Linked DNA regions of Homo sapiens: region 2 is linked to region 1. Evidence: chromatin loops called from intact Hi-C (ENCODE). Cell type or tissue: heart right ventricle. All regions are shown on one strand. Each heading gives the region's core, and the rest is flanking DNA. Links, peaks and the distances in the headings are about the cores only. Region 1 has its middle 36 kb from the start of ZSCAN5A. Region 2 has its middle 4.3 kb from the start of GALP.

Region 1 (5,376 bases), core at 153-5,152:
TGGGACTACAGGTGCCTGCCACCACGCGCAGCTAATTTTTTGTATTTTTTTTTAGTAGAGACGGGGTTTCACCGCCGTTAGCCAGGATGGTCTCGATCTCCTGACCTCCTGACCTCCTGATTCGCCCGCCTCGGCCTCCCAAAATGCTGGGATTACAGGCGTGAGCCACCGCGCCCGGCCTCAATATCATTTTAAAAAGAGCAAAACTGTCATGTGCAGCCAACATGGAGGGAGGGAACTGGAAGAAATTATGTTAAGTGAAATAAGCTCAGCCCAGTAAAACAATGGCACCAAATAGTCTTAATGCACAGAATAGACCATTGAACCACTGCACACATGCACTTGCTAAATATTACAATATTTTCACTCCCATTTTCCCACCTTTCATATTCTTTCTCTAGTTACACTGTAGTATCCGTTACACTCGATAATCCCAGCTTCCCTGTATGTGCTTCTCCACCAGCGATCTCTGCCTCAATGCATGACACCAACACATGTCTACTATTCTTTGCCTGAAACCTCAGGCATATGTATGTGCCTTCTCCTCATCCATGCGGTTCTCAGCTGGGGTAAACTGTGTCCACCTCAAGGGAAAATTAACAGTGACTGCAGACATTTTGAGTTATCACACTTGAGTATGCTACTGACTCCAGTGGGCAGGGGCCAGGGATGCAGCTAAACATCCTACAATGCACAGGACAGCCCTCTTCCCCCTGAAAATGTATTATGTGGCCCACAATGTCTGTAGTGTAATAGATCGAAACACTGCCATCTGGCAAAGACCTTCTCCTCGACCAGACTTGACTTGGGCTTCCCTGAGTCCTCTTCCTGACTAGGCCTGGACTTTGGACATCTGTGTTGAAACTGTGTTGCACCCAGTTTCAACAAGGGTAATGAGAATCCCCCCATCCTTGATACCTGATCAGATTTCCCATGTTCCACTCTTAATGTCTAAATCTTTGGCCTGCCTTTAGCAAGGATTCTGCTCCTGATACCTAATCAAGTTGTTCTTTGTAATTTCCCACCCACTGACCGCCTTACTTTGATAATTGTCTACAAAAAACCAACTATCATTGCTATATTCAGAGTTGGGTCTCTCTCCCCTGTTGCAATTGTCTTGAATATTCTTCCTCACCATTTACCCAAGTGTCAGAATATTTTTTCTTTTACATCTAACAGTCTCACATTCACGCTCAGCATCTAAGGATAAATGTTTATTTTTTCACCGAAATTCTTTCAATAATCAGTCCCTTCTAACCATCCTGCATGATCACTTAAATCTGCCTTAGCTTCTGTGGGATCTCATGTCTCTCTCTGTCTCTACAGTGCCCCAGTAATCACATTCATTTGCATTATGTTTAATTGTCTGGTTTAATCCGTCTCTCTGAGTAGAAGCTTTGTTAAAACACCACACTATCGGCGCCTGTAGTCCCAGCTACTTGGGAGGCTGAGGCAGGAGAATGGCGTGAATCCAGGAGGCGGAGCTTGCAGTGAGCTGAGATCGTGCCACTGCACTCCAGCCTGGGTGACAGAGCGAGATTCCGTCTCAAAAACAAAGAAACAAACAAACAAAAAAACCCCACACTATCCACCAAAGCATACCCAAGCGCAGGGCATAAAGAAGGCACTCCATCAGTATCTTCACCGCATCCCTTCCTGAGTTTCGGGTCCCACTTCCCTACCTGACTTTGGGTAAGAAAGTGTAATGACATCTTCATCCCGCAACACAATTTCATCTTGCAAACGTCTCAGGTCTGTAAAATTATTGCTGGGAAAAGGAATCCCTTCAATCCAGATAGATCCACCAGCCATCTAAAGAAACACCACAGTCTTCCCAGGTTCGTATTCGCTGCACCTGTGCAATCTTAGCGGCACCACTTTTCTTGTTCTGCGACAGGTTAAGATGCAAAGGATGGAGACATTGGGACAGAGCAGCCCAAGTTCATTTTGATACAGCTCCGATGACTGGACGATTACCAGGCTTTTTGGTCTGGTGCTGATAGGATTAACGACATGGACACATGTGGAGTAGTTTTAAGGAGTGAAAAGTTTAATAGCAAGTAAGAAGGAAGAAAGAAGAGAACAGCTCCCCCGTACTGAGACATGGGAAAGGAACAGAGATAGACCCTGTGCGCAACAGAAAGACAGTCCCTTATATCTGGAGGCTGGAGGAGGCAGTATCTGGTTTGCATAGGGCCCAAAGGATTGGCTTGACCAGGTGTGTTATTCATGTAGCCTGGGAGAAACCAGGCCCTCCCGCCATAGCCTTTTAATATGCAAATGTGGGTTGCCATGATGGTTTGAACACATGGTGTTACTTGGAGGTGGCCTTCACACTTTGCACAGGTGGTAACAAGGAGAAGACGGTGGGAATCACCATGTTGAGTGGACCCAGTTTCTAGTGGCCAGCATTTGCATATCAAAGCTTGTCAGCCCGGCCCTTGAAGCCGCCTTTTTGGTTAGAAAAGAGATTGCTTGGTTAGAAAAGAGATTTCTTATTACAGGAAAATTTTCACCAAGAACCTTTACCCTTACTGTATGCCTAAAATGATTTCTTAATAACTCCTGTAATATCCCCCCCTCAAAGAGAAGTAAACCTAACTGCTGTTAGGGGGTGTTAGATGATGATTCTTTCTGGGTACTGTCTGCTGAAAAGGGGCGTGTGGTTGGGGGGGGACAGCAATTGGGCCTTCTCCTGTGGTTGATCTGAGGTTCTCAGAAGAATGGCATGTCTGTGTGTGGCTCAGCTCACAGCACCATTTAAAGTTTAATTGCTTCTATTAAACTTTATTTAATGTTTTATTAAATAAAACATTATTTAATAAAATATTAAAATATTAAACTTTATTTGATTTAAGGTGAAAAAATATAAATTTTACAAGAAGATTTAAAATGTAGGGTTAGGATACAATTATTAAAATTACCACCGTTAGTGGGGGGCCCTGTTAGACCATAACTGACAGTAGAGTTTGACACCTTTTAGTTACACCAATGGATTGCAATACTGGCTTGCCTCCACTAGATGTCGGTGTACATTACCAGAAACGTTAATATAGCGGTAACTTTTTCCTAGAGAAAAGCGGACATTTCCCCCTTAATCTGCCGTTAGAGAATAACTTTAGGCCTAGGCCATTTTTACAACTTGCAATATGATTGGGAGAAAGACATTATTGGGTGGCTAAAATAACTTTAGCGTTAATTTTGACAATTCCTTTCCTTTAATTACTAAATTCTTTTATGACTTTTATAAACCTTCTTACAACACCTTTACACTTTTTGATTTGTCCTAAACATCCTTTCTTTAAACAACCGGTTATTTCCCTTTAGTACAAGAATTTACCATACAAAATCCTTCCGTACATAAAATCTCTTCCTTTATAACCTTTTCATAGTGTGTATTATATTACCAACCTTTAGTAAAAAGTCTTTTCAAACTTAGTGATGGTATAACTTTCATGCTTCTTATCCATAACTATTAGTCCTGCTATAAGCAAAACAACCTTGACTAAATTTTTCCTGCAATTATTAATCCTGTTATAAGGATGATAATCTGGCAAAATATTACAGCAATTAGAATTTTACAACCAGAATTCCACATTGTGAGTGCCACAGCGTTTAGTTCTATTGCAAATAGTAGCTTGACTAGAACAATTTTCACAAGAGTGGCATAGTAAATAATTTTCATTTAAAACTTTACTTGCCAAGACATAACATGTCCCTTTGGGGATTTACAAAGTTACAAATATGATTCTATGAATAATTAAATCTCTCTGCAAATATGCATTAAAAAGAAGTTCTAATATTTGGCAGTGAACTTTGAGAGGAAAGTTTAGAAATAATAAAAAGTATTTGATAAGGTAGGAGTGGGACTGAGTAAGATGCGTAGCCCTCACTCAGTTACTTATCTTTTATGATTTTCAGCTTAAGATCTTCTACTTTTTTTTTTTTTTTTTTTTTTTTTTTGAGACGGAGTTTTGTTCTGTCGCCCAGGCTGGAGTGCAGTGGTGTGATCTTGGCTAACTGCAACCTCCACCTCCCGGGTTCAAGCGATTCTCCTGCCTCAGCCTCCTGAGTAGCTGGGACTACAGGCGCCCACCACTGCACCCGGCTAATTTGAATTAGTTTTTGTATTTTTAGTAGAAACAGGGTTTCACCATGTTAGCCACGCTGGTCTCGATCTCCTGACCTCGTAATCCGCCCGTCTCGGCCTCCCAAAGTGCTGGGATTACAGGCGTGAGCCACCGCGCTCGGCCAAGATCTTCTATTTCTTCACACTGATATTGAGGACATTCCTCTGGACCGTCAGGGGTTGCTTCCTCAGCTTTGCAGGCTTTGGCTTGATCGTGATGTATTCACAAGTTGATTCCTGTAACTTTTACTGCCCAAGGGGGTTGAGAGAACAACAGTGTAGGGCCCTTCCTAGCTTGGCTTAGGGAAGGTGACAGAGGTGAGAGTTTTACTAATACCAAATTTCTTGGGTTAAATAGAGGTGGTTCCTGCTGGAAGTGAGCTAGAGAGGTTACATGCTTAACCAATTTAGAGGTTTCCTGCCTGAAAACAATTTCTGAGCACATGGATAAGTTTTATCCTTTCCCAAGTGAAAAGCTTGGTGAAGGATTTTAAGAACTTTTCATTGGCTGGAGGCTGGCAAATAGAGTTTGCCATCCTGACTGTAGCCATCCTGAGGGCTGAAAAGTATGCCCTAGAGAAGTAGTCTATTCTATTTTTGTAGGGGAATACTGAGGTTTAATTTCTCTTACAGAGTCTTTTTAGATTAGAAGGGGCTTGAAGTGTGTTAATACCTCGAAGCTTTCATGCCTTTGACTTAGCTGCCTGATCAGCTAATTTATTTCTTTCGGCTACCTTGTTTCCTTTTAATGTTCCTTAAAATGCATCCTTGCTATTTTTTTGTGGAAGAAAAACTGAGGATAATAACCTGCTAATTTCCTGGTGATATTTTATAGGAGATCCATTAGTGGTAAGAAAATGTGTTTCCTTTTAAATGGCCCCAGCATGAGCATGGAGAGCTATGAAAGCATACTTGGAGTTAGTGTAAATGTTAGCTGCCTTTCCCTTGCTTAATTTAGGTGCTCTTGTAAGAGCTATTAGCTCAGCTAATTGAGCGTTTGTGCCTGGGGAGAGTGACTACTGCTTATCCTGCCTTATGTACATCTTGCTTTACTGGCTGTCAGCTAAGAGCTCCCCCTAGAGGACCGTGATTCTGCTACATTATGTGGGCTGTAAACAGTTAAATTATTTCCTAGGGTTAACTTGGAGGCTTTTCTGACTAGTAGAGCTATCATGACAATGGCTTGCAAGCGTGTGTCAACTAAGGTTGAGAAAAAGATTGGATTAGCCTTTTTCCTGAGATGCCCC
Region 2 (5,376 bases), core at 156-5,155, 180 kb after region 1:
AGGAGGAGGAGGAGGAGTGGGCAGGGGAGGAGGAGGAGGGGGAAGCTTTTATAGAAGACAAACTGACAAGAAGGTGTGAATGGCTTTGCTGGGAAGGAGAAAGGAGGAGGGAGTGACGCCCACTGCACGGGAGACAGGACTGAGGAGGCGACGCTGAGAGCTTGAAGCTGGGTTACCTGGAGCCCAATGGAGGGTCAGAGAAACAGTGGGAAGTCCTTGCCTCACTGCCCATTAGCTAGTTTGTGAAAAGTAAACGGGGTAGGTCCAAAGCTTGCTCTATCTCTCTTACACACACACACACACACACACACACACACACACACGCAAAACTCAAATGTGGTGCAAGAAATGTCACAATGTCACTTTCTTCTCATTTCTTTCTTTTTTTTTTTTTTATTGAGATGGAGTCTCACTCCGTCACCCAGGCTGGAGTGCAGTGGCACAATCTCTTGTCACTGTAGCCTCCACCTCCTGGGTTCAAGCAATACTCCTGCCTCAGCCTCCCCAGTAGCTAGGACTACAGGTGTGTGCCACCAAGCCTGGCTAATTTTGTATTTTTAGTAGAGATGGGGTTTCACCATGTTGTTCAGACTGGTCTCGAATTCCTGACCTCAGGTGATTTGCCCTCCTCGGCCTCCCAAAATGCTGGTATTACAGGTGTGAGCCACCTCACCCGGCCATCTTTCTTCTCATTTCTGTAACTGAGTCTGTGTCCCTCTTAGTAAATGCAAGCTACAGACACGAGCACCCTTTCCTTCAGAGGACGCTGCAGTTTCTGACCCAGCATCCACCTGGCTCTGGCTGGAGATGAATCTGGCTGGCTTTTAGTTAAATGCCTGCAGCTCCTCCAGGCGCCCCACATGCCATGAGGGTGTGGACTCTATGCCTGGCCTAGGGGTGAGAAGGAGACTGGGATCTGAACAGATCCTTCCCTCTCTCTTTCCTTCAGTGTGGGTAGGTACCTTGGCGCCCACATGTACCAGGTTCCTGTGTACAATCCATTCCAGCCAGGGAGAGTAGAAAAGACATTTGCTGGGGAACTTCTGAAAAGAAACTAAAAACAAAGCTTCCTTGCTCTTTTATTTATTTGTTTATTTTTAAGATGGAGTCTCACTGCAACCTCTGCCTCCCAGGTTCAAGCGATACTCCTGCCTCAGCCTCCCAAGTAGCTGGAACTACAGGCGTGTGCCGCCACATCCAGCTGATTTTTGTATTTTTAGTAGAGACACGGTTTCACCATGTTAGCCAGACTGGTCTGGAACTACTGACCTCAAGCGATCCTCCCACCTTGGCCTCCCAAAGTTCTGGGATTACAGGCATGAGCCACCGTGCCTGGCCTCCTTGTTCTTTTTAAACTTATTTTTTCCCCTTGGAGTTTCCTTTCAATTTTTTTACTTTTTGTTTTTATTTATTTTAAAAATTTATTCTTTTTTTTTTTTTTTTTGAGACAGGGTCCTGTTCTGCCACCCAGTCTGGAGTGCAGTGGCACAATCATAACTCACTGCAGCCTCGACCTCCTGGGCTCAAGCAATCCTCCCACCTCAGCCTCCCGAGTAACTGGTACTGCCGGCATGTGCCACCACAACCGGTTAATTTTTGTTTTTCTGTTTGTTTATAGAGATCGAGTCTTGCTATGTTTCCCAGGCTGGTCTAGAACTCCTGGACTCAAGTGATCTTCCTGTCGAGACCTCCCAAAGTACTAGGATTACAGGCATGAGCCACCGCACCTGGCCCTTAATTTTTTTTTTTTTTTTTGAGACGGAGTCTTGCTCAGCTGCCCAGGCGGGAGTGCAGTGGTGTGATCTCAGCTCACTGCAACCTCCACCTCCCGGGTTCAAACGATTTTCCCGTCTCACCCTCCCGAGTAGCTGGGATTACAGGCACCCACCATCATGGCCGGCTAATTTTTATATTTTAGTAGAGACAGGGTTTCACCATGTTGGTCAGGCTGGTCTTGAACTCCTGACCTCAGGTGATCCTCCAGCTTCGGCCTCCCAAAATGCTGGGATTACAGGTGTGAGCCACTGCGCCCAACCCTTAATTTTTTTTTTAATTTTGAAGTAATTTCAGACTTACAGGAAAGTTGCCCAAAGAATTCCCAGATACTCTGATTTTCCAAATGCTTACATTTCACCACATTTCATTTCTCTGGTCTGTCTCCCGCTTCCCCTCTCCCTTTGCCCCCATTCCTTCTCCCCCTCCTCTCTCTTCCTCCCTTCCTGGATGTTGTGGGAGAAGCCTGAAGTCGGGGAGCCGCTATGTCTTCTGTCGCCAGGAGGGGGCGTAAAGCCCAGGCCGCAGCTGAGCCCCAGGCATTGGGAAACACCGGGAGCTGGGCCTGGGAGCCTGGCGGCCCCCACCTCTGCGCTTCCTGCTCCCTGCCACACTTAAGCCATTTGAGTTAGATTTATTTTCAAAACCACATTATTGAGGTATAATTGGTGTACCAAAAACGCACGTAATGTTACCATGTGACGAGTGTGGACACAAACGTCCCTGACACCATCACCACATCCCACAGTTTCCTTGTGGTTGTGTTTTTCTAATTTGTTATTTAAAAAATGTTTGTGATAGGCCAGACACGGTGGCTCACGCCTGTAACCCCAGCACTTTGGGAGGCCAAGGCGAGTGGACCACCTGAGGTCAGGAGTTCAAGACCAGCCTGGCCAACATGGTGAAGCCCCGTCTCTACTAAAAATACAAAAATTAGCTGGGCGTGGTGGTGTGCACCTGTAATCCCAGCTACTTGGGAGGCTGAGGCAGAAGAATCGCTTGAACCCAGGAGGTGGAGATTGCAGTGAGCCGAGATCATGCCACTGCATTCCAGCCTGGGTGACAGAGCGAGACTCCATCTCAAAAGTAAAAATAAAATAAAAACAAAGTTTTGCTTTTACCAGAATGTTATACAAACTGGATCCTACAGTGTGCAGCCTTTTCAGTCTGACTTCTTTTACTTAGTGCATGAGATTCATCCACGCTGTGGTGTGTGTCAACAGTTCACTCCTTTTTAGTGCCATTCCTACAAATTTCTGACGAATCCTTTAGGTTTAAGTCCTAGAAGAAAAGCAACTCAGTCAAAAGGTATAACCATTCTGGGATTCTTTTTTTTTTTTTTTTTTTCAGACGGAGTCTTGCTCTGTTCCCTAGGCTGGAGTACAATGGTACAATCTCAGCTCACTGCAACCTCTGCCTCCCAGGTTCAAGCAATTCTCCTGCCTCAGCCTCCTGAGTAGCTGGGATTACAGGCACCTGCCACCATGCCCAGCTAATTTGTTTGTATTTTAGTAGAGATGGGGTTTCACCATGTTGGCCAGGCTGGTCTTGAACTCCTGACCTCAGGTGATGCACCTGCCTCGGCCTCTCAAAATGCTGGGATTACAGGTGTGAGCCACCACGCCCAGCCTCTGGGATTCTTAGTATACACATCCAGATTGCCTTTCGACAATCACATACCAGTTTTCAGTCCCACCAGCACCACAGAAAGATTCCCATTTTACTTGAGAAAGTTACATTTTTTAGGGAAAGTTCATGGGAGGGGCTGGAAAAGACCTAAGTATTGGTCATGTGCTAGAAACACCTAACTGAATTATTGAACAAGAGGGGTTGCATTCTTAGCTTTTCAAAGAGGCATGGGTGGGTGAGGCTGAAAATCCCACTATTGGAAAGATTCAGATGTGGAAGCGGCCACAGGACGGGAATCTGCAGTCAGGAAGAGAAGTGTCAGCGTTCTCTCCCAGGAGCATTTCTGTGCAGAGTCAAGGTGAGTCAGAGTGAAGGGGAGCCAACGCAATGTCCAAAGCTGAGAGCTGCATGTGAAATACATCATCGATGCTGACGCTGCATTCACAGGAGTGGTTCAAGTGGGGGCACGTGGAGAGGAGAGGGCTGACTCATGGCGGGAGCTAACCAGGGCGGAAGGACATCCTGGAGTTTGGCCCATGACAACGGTGGGGAGGAGATGAAATAAGCAGGTGCCTTCGCCTTCCAAAGGTCCCGGACATCCAGTTACAAAAACAAGAGTGCAGAAGCAGCCAGCAGCCTCCCGTGACCTTGAATCAGAAGGAAAGCGGGAAACAGTGTACACCGGAGGCGCCCAGGTGGGAAATGACATGCTCTCCCATGTTGGTGGGCTGAGTTGTGTCTTTCTGGCTTTTGTTTTTTCTTTCTTCTTCTTCTCTTTTTTTTTTTTTCTTGAGACACAGTTTCACTCTGTTGCCCAGGCTGGGAGTGCAATGGCTGGATCTCGGCTCACTGCAACACCTGCCTCCCGAGTTCAAGTAATTCTCCTGCCTCGGCCTCCCGAGTAGCTGGGACTACAGGCACCCACCACCACGCCTGGCTAATTGTGTGTGTGTGTGTGTAATAGAGACAGGGTTTTTCACCATGTTAGCCAGGATGGTCTTGATCTCCTGACCTCATGATCCGTCTGCCTCGGCCTCCCAAAGTGCTGGCATTACAGGCATGAGCCACCGCGCCCAGCCTGAGTTGTATCTTTATGGCTTTTGTTTTTTCTTTTTCTTTTTTTTTTTTCTTTTTTTGAGACACAGTTTCACACTGTCGCCCAGGCTGGGAGTGCAGTGGCTCGATCTCGGCTCACTGCAACCCCCACCTCCCAGGTTCAAGCGATTCCTGTGCCTCAGCCTCCCGAGTAGCTGGGATAACAGGTGTGCACCACCACGCCTGGCTAATTTTTGTATTTTTAGTAGAGACAGGCTTTCACCATGGTGACCATGCTGGTCTCAAACTCCTGACCTCAGGTGATCCGCCAGCCTTGGCCTCCCAAAGTGCTGGGATTACAGGTGTGAGCCACTGTGCCCAGCTGGCTTTTGTTTTTTCTTTTTTTTTTTTTTGAGATGGAGTCTCACTCTTTCTCCTAGGCTGGACTGCAGTGGCACGATCTCAACTCACTGCAAGTTCTGCTTCCCGGGTTCACGCCATTCTCCTGCCTCAGCCTCCTGAGTAGCTGGGACTACTGGTGCCCGCCACGGCGCCCGGCTAATTTTTTTTTGTATTTCTAGTAGAGACGGGGTTTCACCGTGTTAGCCAGGATGGTCTTGATTTCCTGACCTCGTGATCCACCTGCCTCGGCCTCCCAAAGTGCTGGGATTACAGGTGTGAGCCACCGTGCCCAGCTGGCTTTTGTTTTTTCTGTAGGTGCACAGATGATATTAGTTAAATTGAAAAGCAGGTAGAATGTTGACAAGAGTGGGAAAAGAGAGTGCATTCTGCCATTGTCTCTGCCTGGAATGTTCTTGCCAGCTACGTGTGGATGACTTCCTATCCTCTTCTCAGGGACATTTATTATGACCACCATTTAAAAATATGTCTATTTACTTATTTATGTATTTGCTTATTTTTTTCTTAAAATTTTTTTAA

What was found. Hi-C counts contacts between places; a loop is a spot of excess contacts. Peaks named below come from ENCODE experiments on the same cell type or tissue, not always from the same donor. Only the 100,000 strongest peaks of a DNase experiment are listed, where the experiment ranks them.
Region 2: a loop joins it to region 1, with 2.3 times the contacts of the local background. A loop is called at or near these places in 6 of 110 quality-filtered maps.

What each region holds. Positions count from the first base shown.
Region 1 is chr19:56,348,292-56,353,667 of GRCh38, reverse strand. It overlaps a transcript of ZSCAN5A not described here. Among named protein-coding and RNA genes, the nearest start is that of ZSCAN5A, 36 kb to the right of the region's middle. In heart right ventricle, for the core only: CTCF peaks have their summits at 2,803 and 3,007 (motif pointing right); a DNase peak (open chromatin) is centred at 3,015.
Region 2 is chr19:56,168,973-56,174,348 of GRCh38, reverse strand. No RefSeq gene overlaps it. Among named protein-coding and RNA genes, the nearest start is that of GALP, 4.3 kb to the left of the region's middle. RefSeq lists an enhancer at 2,257-2,386. In heart right ventricle, for the core only: CTCF peaks have their summits at 2,076 and 2,277 (motif pointing right); a DNase peak (open chromatin) is centred at 2,288; H3K27me3 peaks cover 823 bases.